Linked DNA regions of Homo sapiens: all the other regions are linked to region 1. Evidence: chromatin loops called from intact Hi-C (ENCODE). Cell type or tissue: GM12878. All regions are shown on one strand.

Region 1 (8,000 bases):
ATGTATGGAGGTGCGGACCCTGCAGTCAGTTTGCGAGTGTGGAGGACCCGAGACATCCTGTAAAGGCAACTTGGTCTCCCTCCCACTCACCTGCCAACATTGCTGCAATACACATGGTTTATCTGAAATTCCAAGGCCAGAGTGCACATCAGCTCACATGACTGGCAACTCTAAATAGAGAGCCCTAATGGACTGAGGCAGGAAACGTCTAAAAGCTCAATCTGCTGTATGTCATGACCCCTTAGGTTGGGTTTATGCCACATCGGTCATTTTGAAGTAGGTGTTTGATGCCAGCTCAGAGACTGTCTCAGGAGTGCCTCCCTGGCCTGGGTAGCTACCCTGGAGGTCATCTCCCTGTTCTCTGTTGGATAAAGGAACCTCCCCCATCTGTGACATTCCCTTGGGCCCAGGCTTATGACCTGCACCTTTTCTGACACCTGCCCCCAAAGCACAGGATGTGAATTGGTCTCTCTCCAGATACCCCACGAGGAAGCACCTTGGACATTCTGCACATGATAATAATGCAACAGTCCCCCATTGCTGAGAGATACTAACCCGTGAGAAACAAGTATGCTCTCAGCTGGTATTGAACTGGTGGGAGAAACTGCCTCCTACTTTTATAATACTGAATTATTCACAAAAAACCTGGTCTGCTCTCCAAAATGAGAGCATGTTCCTGGGAGCCACATGGGGACCATCCCCAGCTGCCTGCTCCTGGTACCTCCCCCATGATCATGCACAGACCGTAGAGTCGAGTCATCTCGCAGATCCAGACCATCTCCTCTCATTCTCACTCTAAAAATGCTGGTGGCCCGCACATGACAGCAACTCCCCGAAGCCTTCCCTTTGGAATCCCATAGAATGTTCTGCAATGATTGGGTCCATCTTGCTGCTCAGAAGAATCCCGTCCTGCTCTCTAGTGTGGTGGGATGAACTTCAGGCAACAAACAACTGGCAGGGTTCCCAGTTCCTGGAGTTATGGAGCAGAAACACCCAGGCCTAGCAGAATTGTGGCTGAAACCTGGTGCCCAAATTCCACACCCTGGAAATGTGTCAACTGCCTGTCAGCCTGGATTCAATTCTGAGGGCTAAGCCACGACCTTATCCATGAGTGGCGAAGACACCCCTGAGGAAAGGATTGCTTGCACCTCACATCTGTCTTCTTCTAAGATTACTCGGAGATTTTCAAACAACATCTGAGAACAGAAGCCCCCTCCCCTACTCAGAGAGGAACGAGGGTGGCCCACCTCTCAAGGGCCTTGGATTCCTGGGACCACCCTTTGCTGGGAGGAAGAATCCACACCGAATCCTTCTGTCTTCATGGCCTGCTGTGCTGAAACAGAACAGCAGGTTCCATCTTTCACATCTTTTTTTCTCCCCCAGATGAAAGACGACTCAGGAACGGTAGGGCTGGGCAGAGGTGTCTCTCCTTGAGAGACAACAAAAGCTTCTAAGGGAGGGAGCTTAAAGGCTGCTAGAAACCTAGCCCAACCATCCACTCCTGATCTGAGACAGAACCTTCTCCGCCACTCTTCCTGCAATCAGTGTGAAATTCCAGCTTCTTTGATTCCCACTTAGCAGTATGCTCCAATCACGTTGCTGGCAAGGCATTTTAGAGTTTGGAGCTGAGGTTCAAAGCCCCCTGCATTTCTCTACTGGCAGGCCCTGGTGAAGGAAGACACTTTCAGGGAAGAGGCTCTTACAGTCTATGGTGGTAGCCATCTTCACATCCAGTCACCAGTTGCATCTAGGGAGCTGCTGGCTATAAAAGGGATCATCCAGTGGAGTTGTAAACAAGGGAACCATCTTGCAAGATCTAGGAAGAGGAAGGGGAGGGATGTGGACTGGGTCTGATCACAGCCCTTGGCCCTGCTTCATACTTTGGAGCTTATTAAGATCAATTTTGATAACCATGTAATTTCTTAGAACCATGGCAGGTAGTATTGTGCTTTAAAAACCAGAGGCTCCTGAAAGTCGTTTACACCAGGTGGATTGATACCATGGCTGTAGCTGATGCAACTAACAAGTACTGGGGCCAGTGATCACAATCCAGGTTGGAAACAGGAGTGAAGCCCACCAGCCTGCCTGGTTGATGGACAGCAGGCTCTGCCTTCTGGAGGCGGCTTATATCCCAACAGCCTGAGGCAGGGCTCTGTGGCCCAGGCCGGCAGTGGCTGCCTCTCTTGGTTCTGCATGGTACATTTTGCCAACCCTGAGGACCAGTTCTTGGGGTTCCAGGCCTCGGCCTTCCTGCTCCACGTGCTCAAGCCCCCACAGGGGGCTGCGACACCATCTGGCTCCTCACAGGGAGGTCCAGCCATGTTCTCTGGGCTCCCAGTGAGCCCCCTCCCCTCCGGCTACCCCCAGAATCCATCCTTCATTCCTCCACCAAGCTCCTGTGTGAGCTGCAGCACCCACACGGGGGAAGCCCTGCACTCCAGCAGCATCTTCCAGCCTTGGCACAGAACTGATGGCAAAGGAAGGGCTGGGTTTTCAGCTTCTGGGACCCGAGGAAGACCCCACCTCACTCCTCCTTCCCCAGTACATCAGACTGGTTAGGAGGCATCCCAGAAGGGGCAGCCTCATGCCCAGGTTTCAGCCCTAAAGGTAATGATTGTCTTGACTCTGCCTTGGCATTTCGCTCGGAATCACGGCAGACTTGGAGTGTTTCTTCAAGGCAGGCATCTGCTTATGAGCAAGGTCAAAGATTTTTCAAAATATTGTGCATTAATTCATTAAAGCTACTGTTAAATATTTGCTGTTTTTAGATTGGCGTCCGTGCTAATTCTGCAGTTGTAGCACTGTATATTTTATCTCATTTCTGTGCCAAGAAAGTTCATCTTTATGTTTTTCTAATACACAATCTTGATCTTGTTTCCAAAATAAAGCTTCAGCTCCTTGGTCAATAGAAGTAAGGGTGTAGCCATCCAGGGTCTCCCGGCTCTAGGCAGACCGGATCCCGCAGTTCATCCCATGGTTGTTGAAATGTACCTCGATCAGTCATCTCTGGTATTCCTCACTCTAGCCATGAGCCATTGCCATCTTATGGGCCCGATTTGGGTACTCTGAATTATGTCATGGAGTAGACAGTTACTTCTAAATCCCAGCAACCAAGTTGCGTATCCTTCCTTATAGCTAGTTTCTATAGAGAAGTGAAAAAGAAATCTGGCTTCCTTAATAAGATAGTTGAGCCTATGACATTAAGGAGCAGCGCTGCTGGCGGAAGATTCTAGATTCACTGGTGGTTTAAGAGGCCCAGGGATTTAGTTCTTACTGGTGCGTAAGTGTTTTCCCATCCTAACCGGAAAACCACTCACCCAGGCTTCCCCCACTTCCCCTCAAATTTTCTCAGCTCTGCCGCTGGTCTCCATGAACGGCAAGGGGAACCACCACTCATTCACTGTCAGTGTAGGTAAGACAGAGGATGCCCTTGCAAAAATTGGGACTGAGGACAGTAGCACACGGAATGGTGGATCGTACATTTGCACCCAGAGCTACTAAACGCTCAGTGACCCCAGAGACCATTAATTTCCCGGAGTGAAGGGGATGGGGGTAGAGCTAATTGGAATTTTTATTATCCAGGACTCATCCTAAGAAGAATGTTGGCCTCTCTTCATCCCTGGCTTAGCCGTCAGGTAGAACGCTTACTCACCTGACACCGACTTCTTAGAGAAGCGAGTCTTTTTTGAATGGAGGAGCGATGGTAACCCCACTAGGGGGCGCCCATGATCGGCTCCCAGTGCACCCCCTTAAGGGTAAGCAGGCCACATATCTAGAGTCTGATAGTCTGTGTGTACATAAGGTCTAGAAGTCTGTGGAAACGCCCTGAAACCTGTAGTATTATCTTAACTACCCTCTTATGTTAAGGTTTACATAATAGGATTTTTAAACAAATGTGTTTAATTTTTTAAGATCTCTTGTATTAAAATTTTCTTTTGGAATAAGCTGTGGAAATTTTGTTACAACCTGGTTGAGATCAACCTCTTTACAATGACACAAATTGTGACATTTTATAAATTAGATACTTCAGTGGATGGTCTCTGTCTCAGTTCTTTTTCAACAACTGGAGATTGAGGTGAACTTAATACACGTGGATCAACTGAATTGAAATGGAGCAGAATCTCATTTTGAGTTAATTAGGCAGATTTGGATAAACTGGCAATGCAGCATTAAAATTTCATACAGAAAACACTCCTCATTACAGGTACCTATGTATTCACTTCTAGAAGAAACAATTATTAGGCGGCTACTGTATACCAGGTGCTTGGCATACAGCAGTAAGACAGGTAAGGTGTACTGTTGGAGTCGCACTGGACATGAAGCAGACAGATTTTTAAGAAGTCAACCATCCGGATAATTTCAGACCACAGTAAATATTGCAAGAGTGACAGGAATTAGAAATTCTTGGTCCCAACCAAGAATCTACGTTCAACAGCCTAGGCACTGCTGTCATTGGGGACTGGATGATTCTGTTGTGGGGGGCCGTCCCGTACATTGTAGGATGCCTCCACCTGTTAGAGGCCAGGGGCACCCCTTTAGTTGTAACAGACAGATGTCCAGACATGGCCAGAGGTCCCCTGGGGGGAGGGGGGCCAGTGGAGAGCCATGGGGCTAAGGCCAAGGGGTCCTCTTGGCTAAAGTGGCTTTTTTTTTTGGAGACAGTTTTTTACTCTTGTTGCCCAGGCTGGAGTGCAAAGGTGCCATCTCCGCTCACCACAACCTCCGCCTCCCGGGTTCAAGCAATTCTCCTGCCTCAAGCCTCCTGCGTAGCTGGGATTACATGCATGGGCCAGCACTCCTGGCTAAAGTTTTATGTTTTAGTAGAGACAGGGTTTTTCCATGTTGGTCAGGCTTGTCTCGAACTCAGACCTCAAGTGATCCACCCACCTCAGCTTCCAAAAGTGCTGGGATTACATGTGTGAGCCACCACACCTGGCTGGCTAAAGTGACTTTTAAGCTGAGACCTAAAGGATGAAAAGAAACTCTGCACTGCCCCCACACCTCCCAAATAATTTACACTGGCTTAAGTACTCAGACCCTGCAACAAAATAGGCAACATTTTTAACCCAGTTATGGTAACAGAGAAAAGAAAGGCTCCTGGGATGAGAATCCAGGCATAAAGTCAGTTCCCACCAGGGCCGCATGAAGGGCATTGTTGCAGGTGGCTCTTAAAGCCCGGCTGCGCAAAGGCTGCTGTGGGCTGTCACAGATGGAGGCGATGCGTAACCATTTCTGTCTGGGGGTGGGGGTGATGTGGGCACTATGCCAGGCACCCCACAGCTGCGTTGCCATGGGCATTAAGTCAGGAGGCCGCACTTAGGGGAATGCAGAGGGACGTCAAGGCAGTCTTCAGGCTGCTGCTCCTGTCCTGCACCATCCTAAGTGACCCTCCCAATGCCACCTCCATCAGCGCTGTCCAGCAGAAATACCATGTGAGCCATGTATGCCATTTAAAATTTTCAGCCAGGTGCAATGGCTCAGGCCTGTAATCCCAGCACTTTGGGAGGCCGAAACAGGAGGACAGCTTGAGGCCAGGTATTCAAGACCAGCCTGGGCAGCATAGCAAAACCCTGTCTCTAACAAGGTTTTTTTGTTTTTTTTGTTTTTGTTTTTATTTTTTTTATTTTTTTTTTTTTTTTTGAGACGGAGTCTTGCTCTGTCGCCCAGGCTGGAGTACAGTGGCACCAATCTCAGCTCACTGCAACCTCTGCCTTCTGGGTTCACGCCATTCTCCTGCCTCAGCCTCCCAGGTAGCTGGGACCTACAGGCAAATGCCTCCATGCCTGGCTAATTTTTTTTTTTTTTTTTAAAGTAGAGATGGGGTTTCACCATGTTAGCCAGGATGGTCTGGATTTCCTAAACCTCGTGATCCACCCATCTCGGCCTCGCAAAGTGCTGGGATTACAGCAGTGAGCCACCGTGCCCGGCCCAGTTTTTTTTTTTTTTTTTTTTTTTTTTTTAATTAGCCACATATGGTAGCATGCTCCTGTCTTCCCAGCTACTCAGGAGGCCAGGACAGGTAGATCGCTTGAGCCCAGGAGTTCAAGTCTGCAGTGAGCAGTGATCATAGCACTACATTCCAGCCTGGGCAACAGAGTGAGATCCTGTTTCACAAAAACAAATTCTAGTAGCCCCATTAAAAATATTTTTAAAACGCAGGTGATAATTGTAATAGTTTATTTCATTTAACCCAATACATCCAAGACATTGCCATTTCAACACGCAATCCTTTTGAATCTTACTGATTTATTTTCCATTTTTGGGTACTAAGTCTGCCAAACTGGTGTGTTATTTTATGCACTGCACAGCTCTGCTCAGACGAACTGCATCTCAAGGACTCAGTGTCCTGTATGACTGGTGTCTTCCCGTATTGGGCAACAGAGCTCTGTGGACCCAACTCCCAAACCTATGTCAGCCTCATCTCTGACTGCCTAACCAACACTCCATTTGCATCACTTCATGAGCATCTCAAACCAAACTAAAAGGCATCTTTTGTTTTCTGCCCCAAAAGTGCTCCTACCCGTGACTCCCCAGCTCAGGAAGTAGAGGTTCCATCTCAGCAGCTGTGGAGGCCACCAGTCCTTGCCTCTTCCTGTCCCCTACCTCGTAATTGACCAGGTTCCTATTTATTCACTTCCTTAAGAAACAAGCACCTACTGTATACCAGTTGCCGGGCACACGGCAGTGAGCAAGACAGGTAAGGTGCACTACTGCCCTTGGTTCCACCCCTGAAATAGATCTAGATCCGACTGCTTCCAGCACCCTCCACGCCTCACCACCACCATGGTCAAAGCTGCCATTGCCTCTCATGATGTGGGTGCCACACTGTCCTCCCCAGTCACCCCCCGTGCCATCACACTGCCATTCAGGCTCCTCTCCACGCAGCAACCACTGCGACCTTTAACATTGGTTTGGATCAGTCACTCGACCACAATCCTCCGTAGGACTCCTGCCCTGCTCTGCTCCTGGTGACCTCTGCCGTGGCAGACAGTGCTTTAAAAAGTATTGGCTGGGTGCAGTGGCTCACACCTGCAATCCCAACACTTTTAGAGGCCAAGATGGGTTGGATCAGTTGAGCCCAGGAATTTTGACCAGCCTAGTCAACACAGTAACAATTCCATCTCTACAAAAAAACACAACCACATGTACACACACACACACACACACACACACACACACACACGCCAGGTGTGGTTGCATATGCCTGTGTCTCAGCTCCTCAGGAGACAGATGGGAGGATCGCTTGAGCCTAGGAGGCAGAGGCTGCCATGAGCTGTGATCACACCACTGTATTCTAGCCTGAGCAACAAAGCAAGCCCGTCTCAAAACAAAACCGAACCCTAAAATCTGCTATGAAGGGGCAGGGATGTGGGGGGCTGTCATAGAAACTTGCCCTGAGAGTGGCCTCAAAGCCTGCGCTAATGCCCCACCATCTATAGCTGAGGATTCTGAGGATTCTTTCCGACATGCATGTAAGTGATGGGTAATTGAGGCATCATTGTGTGTGAAGCGGGACCTCTGAGAACCTTGATGACTGACTGACAGGCCGAGGCAGCCTGGATTCTCCACACGGAGTGTTCCTCCTAGAGTCTGCATACATCTGTGACATGCCATCTGTGACAGACCCAACAATGGCCCCAAAGACACCCACACCCAAATCCCCGAAACCTGTGAATGTATGACCTTACAAGGGGCAGGGGGTTGAACAGTGTCCCCCAAAACTCATGCCTGCCTAGAACCTGAGTGTGGCCTTACTTGGACACAGAGGGTCTTTGCAAATGTCATCAAGATGAGGTCACACTGTATTTGAGTGAGTGCCAATCCAGTGACTGGTGTCCCTGCCAGGAGGGGGAAATCTGGACAGAGGGAAAACAGCTTGTGAAGACAGGCAGGGACTGGCGTGTGGCAGCTACAACCCAAGGTGCGTCCAGGAGTGCCGGCAACCATGACAGGCCAGGAGAGGGGCACGGGGCACCCGCCCTCAGAGGCCCCAGGAGGAG
Region 2 (8,000 bases), 72 kb after region 1:
AGCTACATTTTGGACACCGTGTGGATCTCGGTGAACATTTACCTGTGGGGCCTGTCCAAATACCACTGAATGTTCACTTTGAAGGGAACTATTTGTGTAAGGCACACATTCTCACAGTGTGAGCTGGAAAACACTGATCACACTGATTTTTTTGTGTGTCACATGTTGTAGTAATGCATTTGTTGCTCAGACCGCCATGACACAACATCGTAGACTAAGTGGCTTACGCAGCAGATTTTTTTTTTCTTGCAGTTCTGGAGGCTGGAAGTCCAAGGTCAAGGTGCTGGCCAATTCACTTTCTGTGACTTAATCTCTTCCTGGCTTGCAGATGGCTGCTTTCTTGCTATGTCCTCTCCTGGACTTTCCTTGGTGCACGTGCAGACAAAGAGAGTGAGCAGACACTCTGGTGTCTCTGCTTTTTAAAAATCTTTTTAGACACAGAGTATTGCTCTGTTGCCCCGGCTGGAGCAGCAGATTGGTGCAATCTGTTGCACCAAGATTGTGATACAACCATAGTTCACTGCAGCCTCAACCTCCTGGGCTCAAGTGATCCTCCTGCCTCAAGCTCCAGAGTAGCTAGGACTACAGGTGCATGCCACCATGTCCAGTTAATTAATTTTTTTTCTTCTTTTGTAGAGATGAGATCTTGCTGTGCTGCCCAGACTGGTCTGGAACTTTTGGCCTCAAAAGATCCTCCTGCCTTGGCCTCCCAAAGTGCTTGGATTTCAGGCATGAGCCACCAAGCCCAACCTGGTGTCATCACTTCTCTCTCTTTTTTTTTTTTTTTGAGATGGAATCTTGCTGTTGCCCAGGCTGTAGTGCAGTGGCATGATCTCAGCTCACTGCAGCCTCCACCTCCTGGGTTCAAGCAATTCTCCTGCCTCAGCTTCCTGAGTAGCTTGGGATTACAGGCACCTGCTATCACACCTGGCTCATTTTTGTATTTTTAGTAGAGATGGGGTTTTGCCATGCTGGCCAGGCTGGTCTCAAACTCCTGACCTCTTGATCTGCCCACCTCAGCCTCCCAAAGTGCTTGGATTTCAGGTGTGAGCCACCAAGCCCAACCTGGTGTCTCTTCTTATAAGGACACAAATCCTATCAGATCAGGGCCCCACCCTTTTGACCTCAATTAATCTTAATTACTTTCTTAGAGGCTCCATCTCCAAATATAGCCACATTGGGGTTAGGGCTTTAATATATGAATTTGGGCTGGGGGGAACAAACAGTTCATCGCAAGTAGTCAGGACGAGTAATGGCAGCTGCAGTAATAAAACATCCCACCATATCAATGGCACACATTACAGTTCCATGCAAGTGTGTGGCAGTCAGCCTTCCACACGGTGCTTCGAGGGTTCAAGCTCTTTCCATCTGTGGCTCTGACTTCCTCATTCCCATGGGTCCACTCTACTCAGCTGGCAGACAGGGAAAGCGAGTGAAGCACTGTATGGGGTGTGTGTACGAGGCAGGCCTGGAAGAGGTGCCTGTCACTTCATCTCCTGTCCCACTTGCTAGAACTCTATCGTGTGGCTGCATTGAACTGCAAGGGAGACTGTCTATCGGGGTGTCTGGAATAAGGAAGTGGATTGAATGAACTGCTAGCCAATCTGTGCCACCATGGTGGAAAAGAGTTTGTGATGAAATCGACTTAGGAAAAGTTGTTTTTAAAACAGTTAGATGGGGGCTGGGTGTGGTGGCTTACACCTGTAATCCCAGCCCTTTAGAAGGCTGAGACGGCAGGATTGCTTGAGCCCAGGAGTTTGAGACCAGCCTGGGCAACATGGTGAAACCCCGTGTCTACAAGAAATACAAAAAAATAGCCAGGCAGGTGGCGGCGCACACCTGTAGTCCCAGCTACTTGGGAGGCTGAGGCAGGAGGACCCCTGAGCCCAGGATGTTGAGGCTTTGGTGAGCTGTGATCACGCCACTGCACTCTAGCCTGGGCAACAGAGTAAGACTGTCTCAAAAAACAAAAACAAAAAGACAAAACAAAACAAAACAACCCAGTCAGATGAATTACCTTACTGTGGAACATCTTAGGTCCTTTAGTGAACTACTGTGCATTGTGAATTGCTAAGACGGCAGGGAGTGAATGGTGTTTCTCATCCTGACTTAAAGACTAGCCCTGTTTTGCTCAAAGAGCTTCTTGTGGCAAAAATATCAGTGTAGAGCAATAGGTCCAAAACCAAGTGAAGAGGGATGAGTGTGGAGGGGGGGAATATGACCGGGTGTTGCAATGTGGATTTCGTGGGATGAGCAAATAAAGCTCAGGAAGTCAACATCAACACAGAAGAGGCAGCCTCACAGTGCAGCCCCGGTGCCCTGCCCTGACTGTGGAAGTCACCATCCTGGCCCCCAATGAGCTCATCGAAAGAGGGACGTTGTTCACGGGCACTGAGAGGTCAGATAAGTTCATTGCAGTTGAAGGCAATAAAGCAATTTGAAAACTTCAGTACGTCATCTCCTGTGGGTCAGAAGCTGTGCTTTTCTTGGCATCATCGTCAGCCTCAAGATGGGGGACAAACACTGGCATTGCTGAGAAATTTCTTGAGAGCTCCAGGGAGGCTCTCTGCATCAGCCTGGTCTGATGCACTGGCTGGATGGAAGTGCAGAAAACCGGTTCAAATGCAGAAAACCTCTTTTCTGACCACCTGGGTCCTTCGGAGCTGATGTGGGGTATACAGTGGAGTCCAGATTATGCAAGCTTAGGCAGGGCTGCCTCAAGTGCGGTGGGAAGGTAGATGCTGGAAACACTCAGAACTCTGCTCAAAGCCTGGCTCTGGCTTTGTTTCCTTACCTGTAAAGTGGGGACAATAGACCCTGCTCCAAATGAAAATATGAATACAGATAACAACAACAACAGTGATGATTAATTGAACACTTACTATGTACAAGGCACCGTGAACTATTTTACTTACATCATCTCTCATCCTTTCAGCAGTGGTTCTCAACCAGGGGTGAATTTGCCCCTCAGTGGACACTGGGCAATGTTTGGAAACATTTTTGGTTGTCACAACCAGGGGAGGGGTAGTGCTACTGGCATCCAGTGAATAGAGGCCAGGGTAAGATCCTACAGCTCATGGGACAGCCCCTAGAGCAAGGAATGATACAGCCCAAAGTGTTGACATTGCTGAGGTTGAGAAATCTGACTTCCAGGGATCCTTCAAGATTGTTCCACCCTTCCCCATTTTACAGATGAAGGAACTGAGGCTCAGACATTATCTAATTTGGAGAAGTCTAGACCTGAACCGACCCGATAGCCATTGTTTGCAATGCCTCTGCGAGCATGTGTGTGTGTGTATGTGTGTTTGTGTGTGTGTACATGCCATCCCCCTTCCTCTCACCATTCTTGTTTATTGACCTTGAGCAAACTCCTCTTCCTCTCATGGTTGTTCCAATCCGTGCTAATCATGAGAGTGTGCAACTCATGGTACTTTAAAATCAATAAGAAAGGCTTAGCTGGGGGTGGTGGCTCATGCCTGTAATCCCAGCACTTTGGGAGGCCGAGGTGGGTGGATCATTGAGGTCAGGACTTTGAGACCAACCTGGGCAACATGATGAAACCCCATCTCTACTAAAAATACAAAAATTAGCCAGGTGTGGTGGCACACACCTGTAATCCCAGCTTCTTAGAAAGCTGAGGCATGAGAATTACTTGAACCCAGGAGGCAGATGTTGTAGTGAGCCAAGATCGTGTCACTGCACTCCAGCCTGGGTGATAGAGTGAGATTCGGTCTCAAAAAAAAAACAACAACAAAAAAGTAAACTAGCTTTCCATTTCCTTTGATAATTTTAAACATTTACTTATTAGATAATTTTTTTGTAAAAAAGAGTCAATGTGTGGCCGGGTGCGGTGGCTCACACCTGTAATCCCAGCATTTTGGGAGGCCAAGGCAGGCGGATCACTTGAGGTCAGGAATCTGAGACCATCCTGGCCAACATGGTGAAAGCCCGTCTCTACTAAAAATACAAAAATTAGCTGGGTGTGGTGGCGCGTGCCTGTAATCCCAGCTACTCGGGAGGGTGGGGCACGAGAATCTCTTGAGCCTGAGAGGTGGAGGTTGTAGTGACCTGAGATTGCACCACTGCACTCCAGCCTGGCAACAGAGCGAGACTCTGTCTCAAAAATAAAAATAAATAAATAAATAAATAAATAAATAAATAAATAAAACAAGTCAATGTGGCAAAAAGTGTGAAGATGATATATTAAACATGACTGCCATTTGGGAAATATGGTTCTAGGGCTGTCCAGCTGGACTTTCTGCAATGATTGAAATGTTCTATTCTGTGCTATCCAATAGCCACATGTGGCTATTGAGTACTTGAAAGGTGGCTAGTGTAACTGAGGCACTGAATTTTAAAATTTTATTTTACTATATAAAGACAATGCAGATCTTGGGTGATAACCGTGATTGATAATGCATGCCTGGAATACTGTCTTTAGGAGGACTCAGCGGTCAGTAGTTCTGTGACAGATTATTAATGCCTGGTGTGGGTATGAGGGGGAATGTGATGGTGAGAGTGTCATTTATTGGCCATCCCTAGACTACGTTTTCTTAGAGGGTCCTTCTAGCTCTAACATTTCAGAATGATATATTCTTCCCTAAGCCTTCGGTAGAATTTAGTACCCAATTAATGATCTGTCTAACCCAGGATGTCATGGAACTATTTGTTTCTGATTTCTGTGTTTTTTAGAAAACCTCACACCATCTGCTTGTTTCCTGATAAACGTAGAGACTACTGATTAGAAGGCTTCACTTTAAAGTATTTACCCATATCTACATGCATTTGCCTGAAGCTAATTATTTCAGGCTGGTGAGATGTGAGTCACCATTTCCTTTTCTCAAGAAAGACACTAAAAAGTCACCTCTTTAGAGGCAGGGGATCATTACCAACGGAAAAGGAAGGACCCCATCTGTTTAATGTGTGGCTAAAAGTGGGGTGCTGGAAATAACCTTTCTCCACGTGACTACAGAGTTGGGACAGGCTGTCAACAGGCTTCGGCTATCTTGGAGAGAAAGTCCCAGATTCTGCCATGGAGAACAGAGGCAAGGCATGGCATGGAACGCTCCCTCCACCCACCGCCATAGAAGCTGAATGTCAAGCAGGTTGGCAGCTTTCCCCAGCCCTCCCCCAGTGTCCCTGCCAGGCACGGAAGGACGGGTCACAGGGCTGACCCTGGCTGGCATTTCAGACAGCTTTATAATTACACCATCTATTTTTCAACTTGCCACTGACCTTTTGGTCTTCTCATTTGTGAGCATGCGAGCATGTGTGTATGTGTGTGCGTTGGATGTGTCTTCTTTTATCTTTGCTTGATGCTCTCATCCTCATTTCCTTTTCTCTTCTCCTCTGGTCTTGTTTATCATTTAAACCACAGGTTGTTAGGGCCAAGTTGGTTTCTCTTTCCTTCTGCTTTATCCTATTATGGAATTATCTAGAATGAGCCCTGTCATCTCTCTGACCTCACTTTCCCATCTGTCAAATCAAAGGTTTTGATTGGATCATAAGAATTGGTAACATTGAATTTTTTTTTTTTTTTTTTTTTTTTTTGAGACAGAGTCTCACTCTGTCCCCCAGGCTGGAGTGCAGTGGCATGATCTTGGCTCACTGCAACCTCCGCCTCCCAGGTTCAACTAATTCTTCTGCCTTAGCCTCCCCAATAGCTGGGGACTACAGGTGCGTGCCACCACTCCTGGCTAATTTTTGTATTTTTAGTAGAGACGGGGTTTCACCACGTTGGCCAGGCTGGTTCGAACTCCTGACCTTGTGATCTGTCCGCCGCAGCCTCCCAAAGTGCTGGGATTACAGGCATAAACCACTGCACCCAGCCAACATAGAACTCTTGACTCTGCCCACCATATTGCTGTCACCTGCTGTCACTGCCTTAGTCCAAGTCCTCATCACCTGTCACCATTGGGACCAAGGTTCTATCACTCCAGAATGGTACCCCCACCCTTGGGCTCCCCTCCAATCTGTTCATGAACCTGAGCTAGAGGCATCTTTTGGAAATGCCCATTGGATCATGTCACTCCCCCATCGTCCTTGTACCCTCCAAGCCCAGCCTCCCTAACATGTCCTCTGAGGCGAATCATCAGGTCCACCATCTGCCCACCTCTCGTCCCCACTCTACGTCACTCTCCTGCACTCTCTACCCTCCAGCCCTCCTGGCCCTCAGTTCCTCAAGCATGTTAGTCTCCCTCTGGTAACAGACATTTCTGCCGGTGGTCCCCTATCCTAGAACAGCTGTTTTCTAACATGGTTGCATATTGGAATCGCCTTGGGAGCTTAAAAAAATCCTAATGCCCAGGCTTTACCCCAGACCATTTGGATCAGAGTCTTTGGAGGGGCAGTGTGGGCAACAGTATTTTTTTTTTTTTTGAAATGGAGTTTCGCTCTTGTTGCCCAGGCTGGAGTGCAATGGTGCAATCTCGACTCACCGCAACCTCCGCCTCCCGGGTTCAAGTGATTCTCCTGCCTCAGCCTCCCAAGTAGCTGGGATTACAGGCATGTGCCACCATACCCAGCTAGTTTTTGTATTTTTAGTAGAGACGGGGTTTCAGCATCTTGGCCAGGCTGGTCTTGAACTCCTGACCTCAGGTGATTCACCCACCTCAGCCTCCCAAAGTGCTGGGATTACAGGCGTGAGCCACCATGCCTGGCCAACAGTACTCTTTAAATTTCCCCAGATGACTCCAATGAGCAACCAAGGTTGTGAACCAATGGCCTAGGATGCCCTTTTTCCTTTCCTCCGCTCTCATCAACTCATCCCTTAGAGGCGATGTCAAAATTTCATCTCTGGTTTCCACCTACGTCTAAGTTGGACCCCTTGTTTTATGCTCTCACAGGACCATGGGCTGTATTTTGAGAGCACATAGCTCAGTTTGCAATGACATATGTGTTAGTGTGATGTTTGATTACTGTCTTTCTCCCTGACTGTGGGACCAGCCTCTAAGATGGCACCCAATGTTCTCCACCTCCTGCTGTTACACCCTGTAAGGTGTGATCCCTTCCCACATTGTACCAGCCTTGGTTTCTGTGACCAGTTGCATATGGCAGAGGTGATGGTATGTCACTCTCAAGATTAAGTTTTAAAACACGACGACTTCCATCTTGAGGATTCTCTCTCCCCTGGATCACTAACTTTGGGGGAAGCCAATCCCCATGTCATGGGGTCATGAGGACATTCAAGGCAGCCTATGAAGAGATGCAGGTAAGAAACAAAGACCTCTGGCCAGTAAGGAATTGCAGCCAGCCAAGAGCCAAGGGGGATCACCTGAGATCGGGGGTTCGAGACCAGCCCGACCAATATGATGAACCCCTGTCTCTACTAAATATACAAAAATTAGCTGGGTGTGGTGGCACATGCCTGTAATCCCAGCTACTTGGGAGGCTGAGACACGAGAATCACTTGAACCTGGGAGGCGGATGCTGTAGTCAGACGAGATTGTACCACTGCACTCCAGTCTGGGCGACAGAGTAAGACTCTGTCTCAAAAAAAAAAAACAAACAAAAAACATACTCCCTTGTCAAGCCTAAAACCCCCTCCCCAGCCTCTAGCTCTGGCTTATGGGAGTCAGTTGCAGAGGTAGAATGGACAAGAAATGGGACTTGAGATCAACATTGTGGAATGTTGTAGCAATCAGGCCTCTTTTGGTTTGCAAACAACAGAAAACTGACTGAAGCAAAGAAAGAAAGTTATTGGCAGCCAGGCACTGACTAGCTTCAGGTATGGCTAGACCCAGGGGTTCATTCTGGTCCCTTGCTTCTTTCTTCTTATTCTCTCTTCTCCCTGTTTCTCTTCCCTAGTTTCTTCTATGATGGCTACATTCCTTGGTAAGCTCTCTTCTAGGTGGGATCCCCCACCAGTTCCAAACATGCACCACCCCTTCCAGCGAACTCCAGTGGAAAGAGATCTTCTGCTAATACATCCAACGAGAAGCCTGGGATACACATCCTTGGTTTGACTTGGGTTCTGTGGCCCTCTGTGACACCCCTGGCAT
Region 3 (8,000 bases), 250 kb after region 1:
TTTACAATGAATAACAACAACAGAATTTTACATACTTCAACCCCCACCTCTTGCCTTGCTGTTTGTCATATATTCTTGCAAAGTAACTGTAGTCTGTTCTGGCCCTCTCAGGATGACATTTTTGTCACTGGGGGCCAGGGCAAAATTGAAAGCCACCAGTTTTGTCGGAAAACACTGTTGATACATGCAACCCTTTCTGCGTTTCATTTTCTTTCTCTATCTTCCCCCTGCTGGGCACTGTTTGATTGAAACCAAATCCTGTGTTTGCTAACATCATAACTGTGCTTTGTTTCCTAAGAGAAGGAACACATGTCTGAATCTGTCAGCTCTTACTGGTTTTTATCTTCCCAAAGCACTAGCTTGGTTTTTTATTGAGCATTTAATATTCTGGACTATAAGGTCTGTACGCAGAGGCACTCCAACAACAGGATTCTGGATTTTCTCTCTTGGGACTCTGAACATATTAGTCTCAATTAGTGGTTCTCAACCCGGGCTGCACATTAGAACCGCTTGGGGAGCTTTTGAAGCATATTCGTTCCAAGACTTCACCCTGGGAATTTCTGATTGGATGAGTTTTGGATGAGACCTCAGCATTGCTCTTTCAATGTCCCAGGTGATCCTAATATGAAGCTAGGGTGAAGAACTGCTTGTCCACACTCTAAAATAAGCCAACTGGCTGGGCGCAGTGGCTCATGCCTGTAATCCCAGCACTTTGGGAGGCCGAGGCGGGTGGATCACTTGAGGTCAGGAGTTCGAGATTAACCTGGACAATATGCTGAAGCCCTGTCTCTACTAAAAATACAAAAAAAAAAAAAAAAAAAAAAAATTAGCCAGGCGTGGTGGCGCATACCTGTAATCCCAGGTATTTGGGAGGCTAAAGCAGGAGACTCACTTGAACCTGGGAGGTGGAGCTTCCAGTAAGCTGAGATCATGCCACTGCACTCCAGCCTGGGTGATAGAGTAAGACTCTGTCTCAAAAAAAAAAAAAAAAAAAAAAAGAATAAAATAAAATAAGCCAAGCACCTGAGTCAAGTGAATGGCAAGTGAACAATACAGCCTATTGCTGCTGGTGTGAGGAGACAAATGCAATACACTGCTGAGTCACTGGGCACTGGGATACATACCTTTTCATACAGAGTCCTATTTAAGCTTCACCACAGTCTTGAAATTTTATGCATAGGATTGAATGATTGAAGAGTGTCTTCAGAAAATTCATGTCCATCTAGAACCTGTGAATTTGATCTTAATTGTAAGACAGGTCTTTGCAGATGTAATCAAGTTAATACTCATACTGGATTGGAGTGGGCCCTAAATCCAATGACTGATATCTTCTAAAAAAAATTTTTGGCCAGGCACGGTGGCTCATGCCTGTAATCCCAGCACTTTGGGAGGCTGAGGTGGGTAGATCACTTGAGGTCAGGAGACCAGCCTGGCCAACATGGTGAAATTCCTTCCTTACTAAAAATACAAAAATTAGCCAGGCGTGGTGGCAGGTGCTTGTAATCTCAGCTACTCAGGAGGCTGAGGCTGGAGAATTGCTTGAACCCAGGAGGAAGTGGTTGCAGTGAGCCGAGATTGCATCATTGCACTCCAGCCTGGGCAACAAGAGTGAAATTCCATCTTAAAAAAACAAACAACAACAAAAAAATTATAGAGTGTTCCTTCTCTTGTTTCCTAAGAAAAGGAACACATGTCTGAATCTGTCAAGTCTTGCTGGTTTTTATCTTCCCAAAGCACTAGCTTGTTTTTTTTTAGATTTTGTTTGTTTGTTTGAGATGGAGTCTTGCTCTGTCACTCAGGCTGGAGTGTAATCTCAATGGTGTAATCTCAGCTCGCTGCAACCTCTACCTCCTGGGTTCAAGCAGTTCTCCCTGCCTCAGCCTTCCGAGTAGCTGGGATTACAGGCACCTGCCACCATGCTTAGCTAATTTTCTTTCTTTTTTTTTTTTTTGTATTTTTAGTAGAGATGGGGTTTTGCCATTTTGGCCAGGCTGGTCTCAAACTCCAGACCTCAAGTGATCCACCCACCTCGGCCTCCCAAAGTGCTGGGATTACAGACGTGAGCCACCAGGCTTGGCCTAGCCTGTTTTTTTTTTTTTTTTTTTTTTAATTGAGGATATAATATTCTGGAGAAATAAGGTCTGTAGCTAGAGGCACTCCAACATCAGGATTCTGGATTTTCTCTCTTCAGACTCTGAGCATATTAGTCTCAATTAGTGGTTCTTAATCCTGGCTGCACATTACAATTTCCTGGGGAGCTTTTCAAGCATATTCGTCCTAAGACTTCACTCTGGGAGTTTCTGATTGGATGTCATGTTGCCCAGCTGGTCTTTAACTCCTCGGCTCAAGTGATCCTCTTGCCTAGGCCTCCCAAAGTGCTGGGATTACAGGCATGAGCCACCGTGCCTGGGCTGATGTCTTTTAAGAAGAGAAGAGGACACACAGAGAAAGCAATGTGAAGACAACCACAGAGATTAGAGTGTGTGGCTAGGATGCATCTATAAGACAAGGAATATCAAGGATAACAGAAAACACCAGAATCTAGGGCCCAGCATGACGGCTCACGCCTGTAATCCCAGCACTTTGGGAAGCTGTGGTGGGAGAATTGCAGCCTGGGCAACATAACGAGAACCTGTCTCTGCAATAAAATTTTAAAAATTACCTGAGTGTGATGGTGTGCACTTGTGGTCCTAGCTACTCAGGAGGCTGAGGCGGGAGAATTGCTTGAGCTTAGGAGGCAGAGGTAGCAGTGAGCTGAGATCACACCACTGCACTCTAGCCTAGACAACAGAGCAAGACCATTAAAAAAACAAAACTGGTTGGGCGTCGTGGCTCACACCTTTAATCGCAGCACTTTGGGAGGCTGAGGTGGGTGGATCACCTGAGGTCAGGAGTCCAAGACCAGGCTGACCAACATGGAAAAGCCCTGTCTCTACTAAAAATACAAAATTAGCTGGGCATGGTGGTACAAGCCTGTAGACCCAGCTACTTGAGAGGCTGAGGCAGGAGAATTGCTTGAACCGGGGAGGCAGAGGTTGCAATGAGCCGAGATTACACCACTGCAATCCAGCCTGGGCAACAAGAGTGAAACTCCCATCTCAAAAACAAAACAAAACAAAACAAAACAAAACACCAGAAACTAGGAAGAGGCAAGACAAGGAAGGATTCTCCCCTGGAGCCTTTAGAGGAAGTATGGCACCACCAATACCTTGATCACAGACTCCTGGCCTCCAGATATGAGAGTGAGTCTATTTCTGCTATCTTAAGTCACCCAGTTTGTGGTACTGTATAATGGCAGCCATGGGAAACTAATACAGATTGTTATTGTTGCCATTTGATGGATGAGAAATCTGAGGCAGCGTGAAGGATGCAAAGAAGTTAGACGTGGGTCCCACCACCAGGGCTGTGGGAAGGCATCACACGTAGATTGAGAGCTTGGAGGCCACAGAACTGGGTAGCATCTCAGCCCCACCACTGGCCATATAACCTTGAATAAGTCCCCTAGTCTTTCTCAACCACAGTGTCTTCATCTTCAAAATGAAATACTTCATAGAGTTTTGGGGGAAATGAAATAAGAAACTGCAGGAAAACACACATTGACCTGCACGTGGTTAGCTCTCAAAAATGGTACCTGGGCCAGGCACAGTGGCTCACGCCTGCAATCCCAGCACTTTGGGAGGTGGAGGCAGGCAGATCACTTGAGGTCAGGAGTTTGAGACCAGCCTGGCCAACATGGTGAAACCCTGTCTCAACAAAAAATACAAAAATTAGCCAGGCATGGTGGTGCGTTCCTGTAATCCCAGCTGCTGCTAGGGAGGCTGATGCAGGAGAATTGCTTGAACCCTGGAGAGGGAGGCTGCAGTGAGCTAAGATCGCGCCACTGCACTCCAACCTGGGCAACAGAGCGAGACTCTGTCTCATAAAAAAAGTAACTGTTATTATTATCAGCATTAAACATTAATTTACATCAATAATTAATTTATTAATTAAATTAATTTATATTAATTAAAATAAGTTAATTTATATTAAATGTTAAATACATTATTTAACCTGTATGAAATAGATGAAACTGGCCAGGATGCTTTCAAGAGGGGGAGGAATCAGAATTTACTTCTGATCTTGTGCTCTGCCTTCATCCCCTTAATGTGGCTCAATTGCGATCTTTGGTCAACAAAGTCAACTGGCGGAAAGGGAGGAGGGTCTTGCGCGCCCCCTGGAGGTGAGAGTGGGTAACAGACTGTGCGAGGAGGGAAGGGAAGAGAATACATCCCTGGGTGGTTAATGGGGCCAGATGGTGGAGAACCTTGAGTACTAGTGTATTAGTCCATTTTCATGCGGCTAATAAAGACATACCCAAGACTGGGTAATTTACAAAGGGAAGAGGTTTAATGGACTCACAGTTCCACATGGCTGGGGAGGCCTCACAATCATGGTGGAAGGCAAAGGAAGAGCAAAGGGATATCTTACGTGGTGGCGGGCAAGAGAGCGTGTGCGGGGGAACTCCCATTTATAAAACCATCAGATCTCATGAGACTTATTCACTACCACGAGAACACTATGGGGGAAACCGCCTCTATGATTCAATTATCTCCACCTCTCCCTGCCCTTGACACGTGGGGACTGTTCCAATTCAAAATGAGATTTGGGTGGGGACACAGCAAAACCGTATCAGCTAGGTAGAGGAGCTGTTTTAAGACAGACAAACCATGGTTGTGGTTGAAAGGAACTGAGCATGAGGAGAGCAACTGAGCCCTGAAGTGGCTAAATGTAAGGGTCTGGAAGTCGGAATGAAGAAGAAATGAAGGGAGGGATGCAATGAGAAAGACAGCAAGACAGAAATCACAGGCTTGGGTTTCTAGCCTGAGAAAATCGAGAAAAAATGATTCTGCTCTTAGAAATGGGATACTGGGAAAAGTCAATTTTATCTTAAAAAAAAGAAGAGAAAGAAAGAAAAAGAGTCTGGGCGCCATGGCTTATGCCTGTAGTCCTAGCATTTTGGGAGGCCAAAGCAGGTGGATCACCTGAGGTCAGGAGTTTGAGACCAGTCTGGCCAACATGGAGAAACCCCATTTCTACTAAAAATACAAAAATTAGCCGGGTGTGGTGGTGTGCGCCTATAATCCCAGCTACTCAGGAGGCTGAGGCAGGAGAATTGCTTGAACCTGGGAGGCGGAGGTTGCAATGAGCCAAGGTCACTCCACTGCACTCTAGCCTGGGTGACAGAGCAAGACTATGTATCAAAAAAATAATAATAAAATAAAATAAAATAAAGAAATAATGAAAAATATTTAGTTTTCTTTTTTTCCTTTCTTTTCTTCATTTTTTGAGACAGGGTATTGCTCTGTCATCCAGGCTGGAGTCCAGTGGCACAATGTCAGCTCACTGCAGCTTTGAACACCTGGGCTCAAGCAATTCTCCCACCTCAGCCTCCCAAGTAGCTGAGACTAAGGTGGGTGCCACCACACCTGCTAATTATTTTCCGTAGATACGAAGTCTTGTTATGTTGCCCAGGGTGATTTCAGACTCCTGGGCTCAAGCGATCTTTCCACCTTGGCTTCCCAAAGTGCTGGGATCACAGGCATGAGCCACTGCATCTGGCCCATGATTTAATTTTTGAACAAGCAGATTTTGAGGGATTTTGAAGTGAGAAAAGCCGAATTCTGGTTATGGCTCTGCCAAATGTGAACAATGAACCCATCACATAACCCTTCTGAGCCCAAGCCACTTGATCTTTAAAAAAAGAGGGCACTGGCTGGGCATGATGGCTCACACTGGTAATCCCAGCACATTGGGAGGTCAAGGTGGGTGGATCACTTGAGGTCAGTAGTTTGAGACCAAACTGCCCAACATAGTGAAAGCCCGTTTCTACTAAAAATACAAAAATTAGCTGGGTGTGGTGGCGCATGCCATTAGTCCCAGCTATTCGGGAGACTGAGGCATGAGAATCGCTTAAACCTGGGAGGTGGAGGTTGCAGTGAGCTGAGATTGCACCACTGCACTCCAGCCTGGGTGACAGAGTGAGACTCTATCTCAAAAAATAAAAATAAATAAATAATGGAGGCACTGCGTTAGATCAGAAGAGCAAATGGGTAGCAGATATGGTTTGTTTATTCTACACAGGGTTTTACATTTTAATTTTCTAGCAACATTTGACAATTGGGAGATGATACACAAAAGCTCAGACTTGTGCCTCCAGAAACTGGCAGAAGCTGATCCCTGTAGATAGGACATGTGGTCCCCTGTTTTTCCACAGCCCCCACCATGCCCTATTGTATTCCTGATGGTGAGGTCCAGTATCAGTTGCCATTTGCCACCTACACCCAGCCTGCTTTATATTTATGTTACCTTCCTGGCCCCCTGAGCCATTCAGTTTGAGGTCTCTGGATTAAACACTCTCTAAAGTTCCTTTCAGCTCAGTGTGTCTATAGTTCACCTCTATATCCACTGGAAATACAAGTCCAGTGAGAAATCAGAGCTAGTGGTGCAGATTTGGAAATTACATGAGTAGAGATGATAGTAAGATCTTTGTATGAGTCCATTTTCACACTACTATAAAGAGCTACCTGAGATTGGATAATTTTATGAAGAAAAGTGGTTTAATTGACTCATAGTTCTGCAGCCTGTGCAGGAGGAATGGTTGGGGAGGCCTCAGGGAACTTACAGTCATGGCGGAAGGCAAAGGGGAAGCCGGCACGTCTTCCCGTGGCAGAGCAGAAGAGCGAGAGGGTGAAGGGGAAAGTGCTACACACTTTTGAATAAACAGATCTCATGAGAACTCACTATCACAAGAATAGCAAGTGAGAAATCCGCCCCCATGATCCAATCACCTCCCACAAGGTCCCTCCTCCAACACTGGAAATCACAATTCGATGGGAGATTTGGGTGAGGACACAGAGCCAAACCATATAACCCTTGAGCTACATCATGGGTGTAAGTGTAAAAAAAAAAAAAAAAAGAAAAAAAAAGAAGAACAGAGAACTGAGGACAGAGAATATTCACCTATGGCTAAGGATGGTTAAGGTTAAGAACATGAGAAGGATGAAAGGACACAGAAAAGAAGAGTTTAGATGGAATCGTGCTAGGTAATGGAAACAAGAGAAGTCTCAAGGAGGCTGTATTAGTCCATTTTCATGCTGCTGATAAAGACATACCTGAAACTGGGCAATTTACAAAAGAAAGAGGTTTAATGTTTTTACAGTTCCACATGGCTGGGGAGGCCTTGCAATTATTGCAGAAGGTGAAAGCCATGTCTCACATGGCGGCAGACAAGAGAAGAATGAGGTAGCTTGTGCAGGGAAACTCCCATTTTTAAAACCATCAGATCTGGTGAAACTTATTCACTATCATGAGAACAGCATGGGAAAGACCCGCCTCCCGATTAGCTGGGATTACAGGCACTCACCACCACGTCTGGCTAATTTTTGTATTTTTAGAAGAGACAGGGTTTCACCATGTTGGCCAGGCTGATGTCAAACTCCTGACCTCAGGTGATCCACCTGCCTTGGCCTCCCAAAGTGTTGAGATTACAGGCAAGAGCCACTGCGCCCGGCCCTCAGCTGTGTTCCTGAGCAGTGCTGGCCACTGTCCCCAGTGCTGTGCTGTGACAACCCACCATCCAGTTGTAAACATCTCTATCACAATGTGCACAACAGCCGCAAGCACAACACAGTATGACATTCAGCCATGCAGTTCTTGACACAGATTATTAGAGCAAAAGACATTCAAAAACAAGAGAGCAAGGAGATTTGCTTTCCTGTTTTGTCCCTGCCTTATGAGAAGAAGCTGTTCTTTGGAAACAGTATGTCCTGGGTCAAGTCCATGTTAAAAATTACATGAAGCTAACACTGGCTCAAGGCTTTTAGAGTCCCAAGAACTGCAATCGTAGTGCCCCTTTCTTCGTAATGGAAATAATACCAAAATCAGGATGAGAAAGCCCAATAAAATTCTGATGTTTTTCTATCATTGGCACTTAGATGCTTATATTTTTGAAATATTGTATA

The links. Peaks named below come from ENCODE experiments on the same cell type or tissue, not always from the same donor. Only the 100,000 strongest peaks of a DNase experiment are listed, where the experiment ranks them.
Region 2: a loop joins it to region 1, with 2.9 times the contacts of the local background. A loop is called at or near these places in 6 of 110 quality-filtered maps.
Region 3: it touches region 1 in a loop (3-fold over the local background); 47 of 110 quality-filtered maps call a loop at or near these places.

What each region holds. Positions count from the first base shown.
Region 1 is chr16:12,570,256-12,578,255 of GRCh38, forward strand. It overlaps SNX29 (sorting nexin 29), which reads left to right. Exons shown (of 21, transcript NM_032167.5): 21 at 1-4,032. All of the region lies in intron 1 of SNX29-AS3 (SNX29 antisense RNA 3), which reads right to left. Among named protein-coding and RNA genes, the nearest start is that of SNX29-AS3, 37 kb to the right of the region's middle. In GM12878, a CTCF peak has its summit at 3,716 (motif pointing right); a DNase peak (open chromatin) is centred at 3,289; H3K27ac peaks cover 450 bases.
Region 2 is chr16:12,641,815-12,649,814 of GRCh38, forward strand. No RefSeq gene overlaps it. Among named protein-coding and RNA genes, the nearest start is that of SNX29-AS3, 35 kb to the left of the region's middle. In GM12878, no CTCF peak of the experiment used is centred here; DNase peaks (open chromatin) are centred at 2,423, 4,887 and 5,267; H3K27ac peaks cover 285 bases.
Region 3 is chr16:12,815,327-12,823,326 of GRCh38, forward strand. No RefSeq gene overlaps it. Among named protein-coding and RNA genes, the nearest start is that of CPPED1, 15 kb to the left of the region's middle. RefSeq lists silencers at 1,623-1,823, 4,209-4,288. In GM12878, a CTCF peak has its summit at 4,215 (motif pointing left); a DNase peak (open chromatin) is centred at 4,155.